Regions from separate parts of the Homo sapiens genome. Here region 2 is linked to region 1. The links are chromatin contacts, found by Hi-C in ENCODE. All regions are on one chromosome and are shown on one strand. The core of a region is the stretch at or near the end of the contact, and the rest is flanking DNA. Distances in the headings are between cores, read along the strand shown.

Region 1 (6,826 bases), core at 966-3,465:
TGAACCCATGACGTGGAGGTTGCAGTGAGCCAAGATTGCACCATTGGACTCCAGCCTGGGCAACAAGAGTGAAACTCCATCTCAAAAAAACAAAAATGCCCAACATCACTGATCATCAGAAAAATGCAAATCAAAACTACAATGAGATATCATCATCTCACCCAAGTTAGAATGGCTTATATACAGAAGACAGGCAATAACAAATGCTGGTGAGGATGTGGAGAAAAGGGAAACCTTGTATGCTGTAGATGTGAATGTACATTAGTACAACCACATGAAAAAGTTTAGAGTTATTCAAAAACTAAAAATTGAGCTAATATGTGAACCAGAAATCCTACTGCTGGGCATATACCCCAAAGAAAGGAAATTAGTGTATCAAAGAAGTATCTGGACTCCTATGTTTGTTGTGGCACTGTTTCCAACAGTTAAGATTTGAAAGCAACTGAAATGTCCATCAACACATGAATAGATAAAGAAAATGTGGTGTATATACTATTCAGCCATAAAAATAAATGAGATCCAGTCATTTGCAACAACATGAATGGAATGGGAGATCATTATGTTAAGTGAAATAAGCCAGACACAGAAAGACAAACACCACATGTTCTCACTTATTTGTGGGATCTAAAAGTCAAAAGAATTGAACTCATGGACATTTGGGTAGAAGGACAATTACCAGAAACTGGAGGTGAGGAAGGCCATTGGGTACAAAAAAAGAGTTATAATGAATAAGACTTACTATTTGATAGCACAACAGGTTGATTATAGTCAATAATAATTTAATTGTATATTTCAAAATAACTTAAAGAGTATAACTGGATTATTTGCATCTCAAAGAACAAATACTTGAGGGGATGAATATCCCATTTTCCCTTATGTGCTTATTTCACATTGCATGCTTGCATCAAAATGTCTCATATACTCCATATATATATATATATATATATATATATATATATATAGTGTTAGTCCATTCTCACACTGCTAATAAAGACATACCCAAGACTAGGTAGTTTATTGAAGAAAAAGAAGTTTAATGGACTCACAATTCCACATGGCTGGTGAGACCTCACAGTCATGGTGGAAGGGGAGGCAGTAGCAACAGAATGTCTTACATGGTGGCAGGTAAGAGAGAGCTTGTGCAGGGAAACTGCCCTTTATAAAACCATAAGATCTTGTGAGACTTATTCACTACTATGAGAACAGCACAGGAAAAACCCACCTGCATGATTCAATTACCTCTCACTGGGTCCCTCCCACGACACATGGGGATTATGGGAGCTACAATGGAAGATGAGATTTAGGTGAGAACACAGACAAACCATATAACATACCTACTATGTACCCACAAAAATAAAAATAAGTAAAAATTAAAATTTTAAAAATTAAAAATAAAATAAATATCTGAGGTGATGGACATACTAATTACCCTGATTTTATTACTAAACATTGTAAAGAAATATGGAAATATCACTTCATATCCAATAAATATAATTATTACATATCAACTAAAAAATAAATGAAAGGTAGTTAACCTCTAATTCTATTTTATTTAACTATGTATTCAATTATTTATAAAGATGAACTTTTCGGTATATATTTTACAATTACGGTTATATTTCAAAACTGTGTTATTTATTTTGTTGCTAAAAATTTTTACAGCTTTGGCCGTTGTAGGCTGTTTCAGTTGACTCCTGTGTCCCCATCACCGTTTGTGTGCATGTTTTAGCACTTCTGTATTTCCACCGCTGTGAAACGCTCATTTATTTTGTACACTCTCAGTTAAAAATCTAGAATCAAACATTTCTTCAAGAAGCCTTGATCACTTTATTGGAGAATGGTATGAGAAACAAAGATTTGGTTGATAGAAGACCATTTTTAATTCTAGTCAAAAACGTCATTTATCACTCAAATTAACACCTCTAATTGCAAGAGTGGGCTACCTCTTTTTTCCATAATCCAAGACAAATTGAAGATTAAGTTATCTATCACATCTGGCTCATGTTCCAAAAGGGACACTTGAGGGGATGACATTCCCCAGACTCTTAAATTTTGCATAATTCATATTAAGCACTTCTCCTGGGAAGGCAAAAGAGAAAATTTTCCCAGTCAAAAATCCTGCGTGAGGGTAGATTTCAGAAAGTGTTGGATGAATCTGGAACCAATTTAGTTTGCCTTCTACCATTAAGATGGGGATGTAAACTTCTTTGTGAGACCAAAGAGAGCCTCGTATCAGAATAGTTATATATTAATTTATAAGCACTTTTAAAATTCTCATTTGAATAAGTAGCCTCCAAATTATATTGGGAAGAAAAGAGGGCAATTGAACATCCTAATATAGCATACTCTCTTATCAAAGCTGGTAAGGTCTGTATAGGAGAATAACTTAGTCGTATCTAACATTCAGAGAAGGTGGATCTGATCAATACAACAGCCAGGAACTAACATATACAAGACACTGGTGGGAGGTGGGGAAATTCAAGGACTTTTCTAGAAGTGCTTTACAATCTAAAGTGAAAAGATGGAAATAAAAATCATGCACAGAATTTCTTGATGGAAATGGGCACTACCAGGTAAGAGCTGTTGGTAGAAGTGGGTAGGAGATAATTAAACAGAAACAGCCTACTCTGGGCAAACTGCCTAAGGGTAGCTCTGCTCTGCAAGGAGCAGTAATAAAATAAATAATAAACAAACAGAAATAAAATCTATTGGGGTGTTCCAGGAAGTGCTCCATGAAGGTGATGATGTCGCCCACGGTAGGATGCTGGCTTCCTTCTCCTTAATGCAGCTAAATATAAAATAGTATAAAACATTAATGATTTGGATCTATAAGAATTTCTCTTAATTCTTTGATTCATTCAACAGATATCAAAAACCTACTTTTTTATAAGTGCTGTAATTCAGCAGTGAACAGATAAAAATACCCTTTCTTATGTTGCTTCATTCTAATGTATAGTACTATAAAAATGTGTAATGATGTCTATTTGTATCTATTTATTCCTGCTTATTCATGTCTATTCTGGAGATACATGCATGTGTGTGTGTCTTTTTATAATACTTAATTCAGAGAAGACAAATACAATTTTTTATTTCTGTTTGCTAAAGAGCTTTCACAAACCTTCAATACAGGAAGTGAATCTCCAGTTAGTGACAGTGTGTCTGCATATGTTGTATTTACAGAGCCCTGAGTTTCAACACTACTGCTATATCTGACTTACTCAAATTTGTGAGGCTTAATGTAGCCCTAAGAATACCACTAGAATTCCTGTCTACAACAAGACAGTTGTGATGGCTCAGGGATATGCCATCACAAGGTGAATAACAACCCATCTCCCAAGGTAAAGCTTTTAAAACATTATTTTCGATGTAGCATTATTATGACACATTGTCAAATACTACCAAAGTGAATATTTTTTAATGTAGTTATTTCTCCCATGTCTAATGCCAAGAATGCAATTTCCCCGCTCAGAGTCATTATAGTTTTTTCATACTCTTCTACTATAATTCATGTATAGAAATATGCAGGTGTGTGTAGTATATATTGTACTGATGTTAAGGAAAATGTTACAATTCTAAGCATGCAATATTAATCTCTTACATTTCAATTTACACCATATGTCAGGGACAATTTTGTGTGTGTGTGTGTGTGCGTGCGTGTGCATATAAACACACAGCTATCTGTATCTGCTTCATTCTTATTAATGTTTGCGTAAAAATATCATCCTTGATTCATTAATGTCCCTTCTGATGGGCACTAAAGTTGTTTCCTATCTCTTGCTACCATCTAAAAAGGCAAAATGATTGTCCTTGTTTCTGTGAATGAGTGCGTCTATAGGAAACGGAATAACTGGATCAATATCTATATCCGGTTGTCATATAATAGATACTGAAGTCACTTTCTAGAAGGTTGCACCCACTTACATTCCCACCAAAAGTTTGTAGGGTTGACGGTTTCCCACACCTTTGTCAAGACTATTTGTTAAGACATTTATCAAAAGGATTACTTTATTAACCTGATAGGTGAAAATTATCTAACTGGAATTTTAACTTGAATGTATTTAACTATGAAAGAAATTGAGCATCTTTCCAGAGGCATAATCTTTATAATAAGGAGAACAGTCTCTTTTAAGATGGGTTATTTTTCCAATGTTCATTTGTGTCATATTTTTCAGAAACTTATCTGTGAAATCAATTTACATTTTAAAAAGCTATGCTTTTGTCTGGCAAATGTGTTGTAAATGTATTTTATCATATTGACACTTCCCTTTTAATTTTTTACTGTGTTGCTATTTGGAATATATATGTGAAAAAGTATATGGAAAAATTTGTTCAATATTTGAAATATGCAAATAAATATTAATTCCCATTATATATTTAACTTCTCTTTCTTGAAGTCAGGATATGGGATTCATAAGAACATACAAACTAAAAATTCTATTGAAAGTTTCAGTCCTGACTTGGAGCGCATAGATCTCATTTTCTAAATCACTGATGCTTACCTGCAAACCTGAAATTTGAAAGAATGTCCTGATTTATGTGTCAATTATTCTTCCACTTTTTTCCTCATTTTAGCCTCAGTGTCTACTTGTCTCTTAAGAAAACTTTATGAAGAACCCAGAAAAATAAGGAAAGATGGACGAATTTAACTTTGGACAACACAGTATAACAAAGCAGTACAAAGTTGAATAATAAAGGATGAATTTGGAACTGAAAATAATTAGAAAATTTTCAGAGGTAAATTAAAAGGAAATAAAGATAGTCAAGGCAAGAGGTTAAAATAATTCTCATGTTGGACTGTAATGATTGACTTTTTGCTCATTGCAAAAATTTTATGTTTATTGTCTCTTTCTCTGTGTATGTGTGTGTGTGTGCACACACACCCACATACATGTAAATTTTATTAAGGAAGGTATTCTCAAGTATTTAAACAACATCATTAGAATGATCTGTATATTTAGGAAGTAAATATATTATAATGGTACTGTCAGGTTCAAATAATGTGAAAGCCTATTGTAGTAAGTCATGTACATTTTCATCTGTTACCGCAACACAGTACAAAATATTTATTATTCTTGGCTATAAGCTAAAGGAACACATTCAGCTCAGAAGACACCTACTCATACCAAACCCCTAAATTAATGTTTACTTTGTTTGAAAAATCATTTGCTTTTAAGTTATTTTTCTATTTCTAATTGTATTATTTTCATGTGTAATTTTGTCATGCCACTGCAGTCCAGCCTAGAGGACAGAGCGACATTCTGTTTCAAAAATAATAATAATAATATTTTGGTAAATATATTGAATAGTTACTATGAATTCCATTTCACTCAGAAAAAAATACAAAGAATTGTCAATAATAAGCCATTGGAAAGTTGCAATTTCATTGCAAGAATATGTATTTGACCTCTAAATTTAGAATCTATTTCTTTTTTTCTTTTGCAGATTAACTAGTTCTAATCTGTGGTTTCTTCACATCAACTGAAACAATGCAGCAAAATAACAGTGTGCCTGAATTCATACTGTTAGGATTAACACAGGATCCCTTGAGGCAGAAAATAGTGTTTGTAATCTTCTTAATTTTCTATATGGGAACTGTGGTGGGGAATATGCTCATTATTGTGACCATCAAGTCCAGCCGGACACTAGGAAGCCCCATGTACTTCTTTCTATTTTATTTGTCCTTTGCAGATTCTTGCTTTTCAACTTCCACAGCCCCTAGATTAATTGTGGATGCTCTCTCTGAAAAGAAAATTATAACCTACAATGAGTGCATGACACAAGTCTTTGCACTACATTTATTTGGCTGCATGGAGATCTTTGTCCTCATTCTCATGGCTGTTGATCGCTATGTGGCCATCTGTAAGCCCTTGCGTTACCCAACCATCATGAGCCAGCAGGTCTGCATCATCCTGATTGTTCTTGCCTGGATAGGGTCTTTAATACACTCTACAGCTCAGATTATCCTGGCCTTAAGATTGCCTTTCTGTGGACCCTATTTGATTGATCATTATTGCTGTGATTTGCAGCCCTTGTTGAAACTTGCCTGCATGGACACTTACATGATCAACCTGCTGTTGGTGTCTAACAGTGGGGCAATTTGCTCAAGTAGTTTCATGATTTTGATAATTTCATATATTGTCATCTTGCATTCACTGAGAAACCACAGTGCCAAAGGGAAGAAAAAGGCTCTCTCCGCTTGCACGTCTCACATAATTGTAGTCATCTTATTCTTTGGCCCATGTATATTCATATATACACGCCCCCCGACCACTTTCCCCATGGACAAGATGGTGGCAGTATTTTATACTATTGGAACACCCTTTCTCAATCCACTCATCTACACACTGAGGAATGCAGAAGTGAAAAATGCCATGAGAAAGTTATGGCATGGCAAAATTATTTCAGAAAACAAAGGATAAATTGAGGGCCTGACCTGATTACTTTTTCAGTCAAATCATGATTTAACAGAGTAAGTATAGACAGCAAATAGGAAAGTACCTGAATGCTGTGGGAATAATATATCATCGTATCTAAGTTTGTGGGTTCCTATGTTTTCTAGTTAACAGGAGTTGTGACTACCAAGACATTGTCTTTTGTGCCAGAACTAGGTAGAATATAGATTAATTCAGGTGATTACCTACCAGTAGTCTTTTCTTTTCAGATTATCTTCCTTTCCAGCCATGCATTTTCTAAAGTGTAAGCCTGACTATCTCTATGCACTCTAATCTAATGCATCTGATTTTCTTACTTCTTTCCTGTGCTTTTGACCACAGACTGATAAACTCCCTGAAATCTTCAATTTGGCTCTTCCTTTTCCTAAGAGCCC
Region 2 (7,028 bases), core at 4,466-6,965, 120 kb before region 1:
GATATAATTTTTATAGTTGTTAATCCACTAAGAAGTGAGCATTAAACTATATAACTTGCTTTAGTATTGTGCATATGATAGCAAATGTCCTGCCACAGCCCTCCATGGGAAAAAAGTCACATTTATACCTACTGTATCCAAAAGTTTAAAAGAAGAGCAGCATACAAATGTATTTGTAGAAAAAAAATAGCCCATAGCTATCACTTAATATGACCATTAGCAAACTCACTTACATTATCTAAAATGTATTTATCTTCACAGTTAACATGTTTGCTTTCACACTGAAAGTATAATTTGAGAATTTGGGGGGGAAATTGCATTATATTTGTGTAAACTGCCCATTTATGAACATTTACCAAAATAAAAAAATCTTGTATTAAAGGGATTAGCAACTATTCTTTTTTTCTTTGATTTTTATTTTGTACTAAAAGAAACCTACCAAATTACAGCTTACATCTTCCAAAACAATATTTAAAAATAGTATATTCTAACTTTATCCTGGAAACCTTATTGAATATACTAAATATTCTGCGATGCATACTCAAACTTTCTAAATCCTTTTTTGTGCTCCTTAACATCTTTATTAAACTATACACATATGCACACACATACACACAGCTTTAAAAATACTCGACTAGAGCATTTAATTATGACTCATTATCTACAGTTAAAAATTAAAGTAAATCCTCTGTTACTTTTGCTGTATTCTGTAAGTGTTGAGAATTTTGTTGTATATTCCTAAACAGTAAGTTGCATAGACATGTAAGTTGGTGTAAAGCATTAAGGTAAAAAGTTATTGAATTTTTATTTGGAAATAAAGATAAACCTTGAGGGGAAACAAGTATCACTTAACAGCTTGGATTGGACCTTCAACACATGGTTGACTTCATATTCTGTGCTTGTAAGCCTTAATCATGACTGGCAAGACACAAGGAGAAAATGTAAGTTCTTATACTTAATCTCAACCAGCCATTTGGTTAAGGCAATCAAATTATTTCAATTATTTGAAAACTTCTCTAAAACCAATTAGAGCCATGGGTTATCTGTTTTCTGCAGTAAAGTTATCTGGCATTATCAAGGAAGAATGTGTTTAAAGATGTAAATGTTTCAATCAATTTTGAACCCAGTTTTTCATTTCTCCCTGTACCCATCACTCTTGACTTGTAATCTTGCAGTTCTACAAGAAATAGATAACTTTCTCAACTCTTGCTTTGGGGCTTGGACGTGATTTTCTCTGACTCATAAAATGTTAACAGGTGAGACCCAAACAGGAACGTTAAGTATGCTTTTATTTTTGGAATACTCTATTGTGGCTCTGCTTTCAACAAAGACTATCAGCCAAAGAGTCCAAAGAAGATGACATACATACAGGTCTCTAGTTCCAAAGGTAGCTGATCTAGTTACCCCATTCTTGACACCCAAATGGTCGAACTGATATCAACAGAGCTACCCCAGTCAAGTCACTTATTTGAAAGGATTGCTTACTGTTAGATATCACTGAGTTTATGAATATTTCTTTTATCAATACATAACTAATGCTTGAATAATGTATGTGTATTATCTCAATATCATTATCCTGGTTGTTATATTGTACTATCTTAGGGGGAAACTGGTTAAAAGATAATTGGAATTCCTCTATATTATTTCTTACAAAGGAAAATGAATAGAAAATTATCTCAATAAAATTTTTAATAAATAAATAACATGCACAATCATATTGGCATCAGTGGCAGAACTAGGGTGATGGGCATTTATTTGCAAAAATATTTACCATCTTCTTATTATCATGCATAAAGAAAAATATAATTTATAATACCAAGTATAACTTAACTTTACCAGATTCTGGACTTCGTAAGGAAGATAATTTTCTTATTTATTTTTGTTTGTCTGTAAATCTTCTAATGCCAAAGTTGCCCATACAGAATTAATTGTAATTATTTTATAGATAGTGTTTTATACTGAACAGCTCTTATCATAGTAATTTTATGTTATCAGGTAAACTTCCTCATTATAAACTACTATTCTTCAGATCATCTCAAAAATTTTTACATTTTGCAAGATTTAAATTGAACTGAAATTTGACCTGGACAATCACAATAAACGTATACTAACACAAAAACTTTTGTATTACAATATTCTCGATCAAAAATTTAGTTTAAATGGTCTGAGATTCCATACTTACAGTATTTATAACTTTAAAGTTATTTTACTAAACATCAGTGTGAATAGATATTGTACTGTCAGTTGGAGGGTTATCATAATTTCATGCAATGACTAGTTATTGAACAACTGCAGTGCTGCTCTCAAGGATAAATAATTAATATTTCTAGCATTACATTTTATGACATAATAATTTGGTAATGACTAACTTCCTGACTGTCTCTTTTACATCTTTGTTCCTGAGGCTATAGATCAAGGGGTTCAGCATGGGAATGACCACTGTGTAAAAGACAGAGGCCACCTTGACCATGAGCCATGAACTTTTGGAGTTAGGAACACAGTAGAGAAAAAGGATAGTCCCATGGAAAATGGTAATGGCGGTCAGGTGGGAGGCACACGTGGAGAACGCTTTCTTGCGCCCCCCAGTGGAAGGCATCTTCATGACAGTGATAAAAATGAAAGCATAGGAAGTGAGAATGATCACCAGGCTGCTTATTTCATTGAATGTTGCAGAAACTAAAATGACCTTCTGGCTCATGTAGGGGTCAGAGCAGGACACAGCAACAATGGCAGCGTGCTCACAGACAAAGTTATTAATGAAGTTAGTCCTACAAAAAGATAAAGTCAACAGAAAATATGTGTATGTTAAGGAACAAACTAAACTCCAAGAGTATGATGCAGCCACTAACAAGGAGCAAAGCCTCTGGGACATTGCAACTGTGTAAAGCAGAGGGTTACACACTGCCACAAATCTGTCATAAGCCATCGCTGCCAGCATGAATGTTTCTGTCACCACAAATATACAGGCAAAGAAGAATTGCATGATGCATCCTGTGAAGGAGATGATTCTGTCTTCCACAACCAAGTTCTCCAGCAGTTTTGGTGTAATTGTGGTGGAATAACAGAAATCAACAAAGGACAAGTGGCTGAGGAAAAAGTACATAGGGGTGTGGAGTTTGGGGTTGATCCTGATGACCATGATCATGCCCAGATTCCCCATCACAGTGATTGTGTAGATGGTCAGGAAGACCAGGAACAGGGGTATCTGAAGGTCTGGAAATTCTGAGAAGCCCAAGAGGATGAAGGTGACTCCAGCAGTCTGATTTTTTTGAATCCTGTGAGAAAAAAATAAGAAAGTTGATCCAGAGAAGTAGAAGCCAATATGTGCAATAAGAAACAGAAAGGAAGAAATATTGAGAGACTTAGTGGGTCTTTATTAAGAGTGTTGCTGAAAATTCTAGGTTTCCACTGTCAAATTATTTCAAAAGGTAGAGTACTTATATAAAAATTACAAGGTGAATAGGATTATTTTGTGAATGGAATAATAAAAAACAAAATTAAGACAGGAAAAACAAAACAGGGTATACCTTCCTATATTTCAGATAATAAGACAGCAGGCTTCATGAGAAGAGCCACTCTAAGTTTGCATGAATCTGAGATAAGTGCAAATATTTCTGTTGGAGGAAATATATACTTTTCTACAGTTTCATTCCTGCTGTACCTCTAAAGCTTTGAGACAGTTAACTTACAACTCTTAACAAATTGTAAAATGTTAACATTCCTGTAAAATGGTAAATTTAACAGTTTATTGGTGGTTTTATTTTTAACACCTTTCTCATTCCTTATAATCCAATACTTTCAACACATTCTGGAGCTGTGTTACACTAATATGCTAATCTTTCTCATGCATGTTGAACTCAACTTGAAAAAATTTTCATGTTATTTTTAATGATGTATTATATCACTTATGAGAAGATTATTGCAACAAAATATGTGATGTATGTTTCTGTAGTGATAAAATAGTTGAAGTAATTTTAAATGAAAAGTTTTTCATTTTCTGATGTGGCAAATCTCAGAAGACAGGTAGGTGACAAACAATAATAAACATGAAAGTACTGAGTACTGCAAATAAATATTAGTTTTTAGGAAAATTGCATTCTGTCCTTTTGATTTAAGTTTAAAGCTTTGCCAAGAATAAGTGTCAGGAAGACCCATCTCAAACAGGACACCATAGTATTCTTTCAATATGCCTTGATGCCACAAGGCATTTCCTCAATGGTAAAATGTGATAATATATTCATGATATAAAATTTAAATCAGTAGAATGGAAGCAGAAAGATTGCTAATGAATGTAGTGGTTATAAAACACAGTATAAAGCATATTAGATATTCACTTTTATATTTATTAGAATTATAGCTAATTAGTGTGGTTTCAGAAACCTTAAGTAGTTATTGAAATGAGGCCTATATGGGACAGCTATCAACATGTGGACACATTTGTGAATACAATGCAGAGAATCAGTTTCCTGAACCCACAAAATGGAAGTACTGTAGAATTTTATTTGTGGCTTTAGTCTAAGTCATAACTATATTTTCCCCATTCTCCTTTATGTTTTTCCATTACACAATAGCTTTCTCTAGTTCCCACAAGCTTGTGCCTGTAGGAAAGATATCTTCCAAAAGGACCAATTACTCAGCAATTTCCCTGAAACAATTATTTATAAAAATCTTAACACTATAAAACTAGATTATGACTGTATTTCCCAGTCACTCTCCTCAATTTGAAATGTCCTTTGCAACATCGCAAGAATAATTTTCTGTAATCACTTTAACCTGAGAGCCAATGACTTTAACAATTCCAAATGTTTTTTATTGATGAATGCATGAAAACTGCATTGTGCAGACTGGATTTTCCCAAACTGCTTAGATCTAGATACTCAATCTCATTACCACTAACACATTTTTCTCAAAGTCATGGTAGATGTATCAAGTTATTATAAAGCACATGCTCATTTACATAAAGTTTGCTTTCTATCTATTCTCACTTTTATAATGCTTTATTTTACCATCTACTCTTGTAAAGATTACTCATTGTTTCTTCTCCTCTGTATATATTGCAAACATTAGTGCTTATAACTCACAGTTACCATAAACCATATCCTATCATTTACAGATTTGGTTATTAGTCTCGCTTATCTCCTCAGAAAGTATAGAAAGTTTAAAGATAAGGCCAATTTTGCTTTATTCTTCTTTATCTGCCAAAGTATTGATTTCATTGCTGAGTACATGGTGGGAGCCGAATGAGAAAATCAGAATTGATATCATTTGAAAGGGAGAAGGAATCAGGATATAACAACATAGGTCCTCTGCTTGTTGAATGAACTAAGTGGATTTGAGGGCACTTCAACCTACACGTGTGTTTGTCTGGTACTAAGATTACCGGAACTCAGTATTTTCCTTCTGAAATAAAATTTTAAAAAAACTAAATCAACTCACCTAAATACAGAGGCATCTGAGTGATTCATTTACTGAAGGATCTTTTGCTGAAATTAACGAACTCCAATAATGCTCCCGCTTAGCACTTAATTAATAGAAACAAACCTGAAAACAACAGTAGGAGTGTCGAGAGTATATTTCCTTGAAGATTTTAAATGTTACTTTTTTACCCAACCTATTAAGAAAACTCATAGATAGCAGAGATAAGGTCACATCTAGAAACTAAGTCCTAGCACCAAACTGTGTCACAAATATTTGCCCCCAAGGCCTTGGGGACCTCGTGACTAGAGAATATCACTGAAGTATTGCCTTGGAGGCTACCATTTGAGCAATTAGATATAACACTGTCCCATGTGATATCTTGTTTGTATAGTGCCTTTCTAAAGCCCTTGACATTTATCTTACCAACTTCACTTAATTAATCGTAATAGTGAATATATCTTGACTTTACATAGGTGTAAAATACAAATGTGAAAGGGAAAAATCAGCTATAAAACAATAGTCCAGAGATAGGTATCATTACCTCATGTTGAATTTATTTTCTCTTTTTATGAAGATATATTTATGTTATTATATGTTGAAATACAGAGCTGACTAAATAATGCTACATCTTTTATTTATCCTTTGTTAGTAATACAAACTTCATTTGGTAGTCACACTATTGTTTTTTTTAATAGAAAACAATTTGTGTTTGCCTTTTTAAATATGGCTAAATGATCTTCAGATGTTTATGCTGACTGTTGAATCTGGAAAAAACTGGGTTACATGTTTCTAAAAATAAACCAGTTTATGGAAAATGCCACTTTATGGAAAGGATGATATATCCATTAATTTCGGTACTCTATCTAACATGCTTTTAAAGAATAAAGACTTATTTCTCACTAGTGCAGGTCCAAAATGCACTCCTAAACATTGGGCATCTCTGCTACATGTTAGTAATGCAGGGGCTCATGTTCCTTTCTACTTGTGTTTCGCCATCATCATGGTACATTTGAGGTTATAGTTGTATTTTGCATGTGAGGAAGAGGGAATCATGCAACACTCCTTTAAACGTGTCTTCAGAAAAAAGCTCGTTCCATTGCAGAGGACCTCATATCGCACATAGGGAAATCAAGGGCAAAAGAGCTGATGGTGTCTCAGACACGATACAACTAAGGAACTACAGATAGAAAAGCAATAGGAATCTGTTCATTGAGTATATTCGCCTGTGGTTTCCTTTTCTTGTAGTATCTTTGTCTGTCTTTGTTATCAACATAATGCCAGTTCCATAAAATGAGTCTCAAAGTGTTCTCACTTCTTTAATTGTTGGAATGTTTTTAGAAAGACTAGTGTTTGTACTTTTTATATGTTTGGTAGAATTCACAAGTGAAACCGTCTTGTCCCGCATTTTCTTTGTTGGGAGGTTTTTGATTACAGATTCAATCTTGTTATTAGTCTTTGATCTGTTCAGAGTTTCTATTTCTTCATGATTCAGTTATTGTAGCTTGTACATTTCTAAAAATTTTTTTTTATCTCTTATAAGTCATCCAATTTTTAGGCATACAATTGTTTATAGTAGTCAATTTTGATCCTTAATTTCTATAGCATTGGTC

What was found. A loop is a pair of places that touch in the nucleus more often than their neighbours do.
Region 2: a loop to region 1 is called in a map with no recorded cell type, with 2.1 times the contacts of the local background. The contact joins the promoter of OR5D3 here to the promoter of OR4C11 in region 1. A Hi-C loop is called at or near these places in 1 of 37 single-sample maps with no recorded cell type.

What each region holds. Positions count from the first base shown.
Region 1 is chr11:55,603,034-55,609,859 of GRCh38, reverse strand. OR4C11 (olfactory receptor family 4 subfamily C member 11) reads left to right here and starts at 2,215. Exons shown (of 4, transcript NM_001004700.3): 1 at 2,215-2,573; 2 at 3,181-3,338; 3 at 4,573-4,734; 4 at 5,443-6,826. The coding sequence starts at 5,487. The coding sequence ends at 6,419.
Region 2 is chr11:55,722,463-55,729,490 of GRCh38, reverse strand. It overlaps OR5D3 (olfactory receptor family 5 subfamily D member 3), which reads right to left and starts at 5,715. Exons shown (of 2, transcript NM_001396059.1): 1 at 5,437-5,715; 2 at 1-3,275. The coding sequence starts at 5,465. The coding sequence ends at 2,333.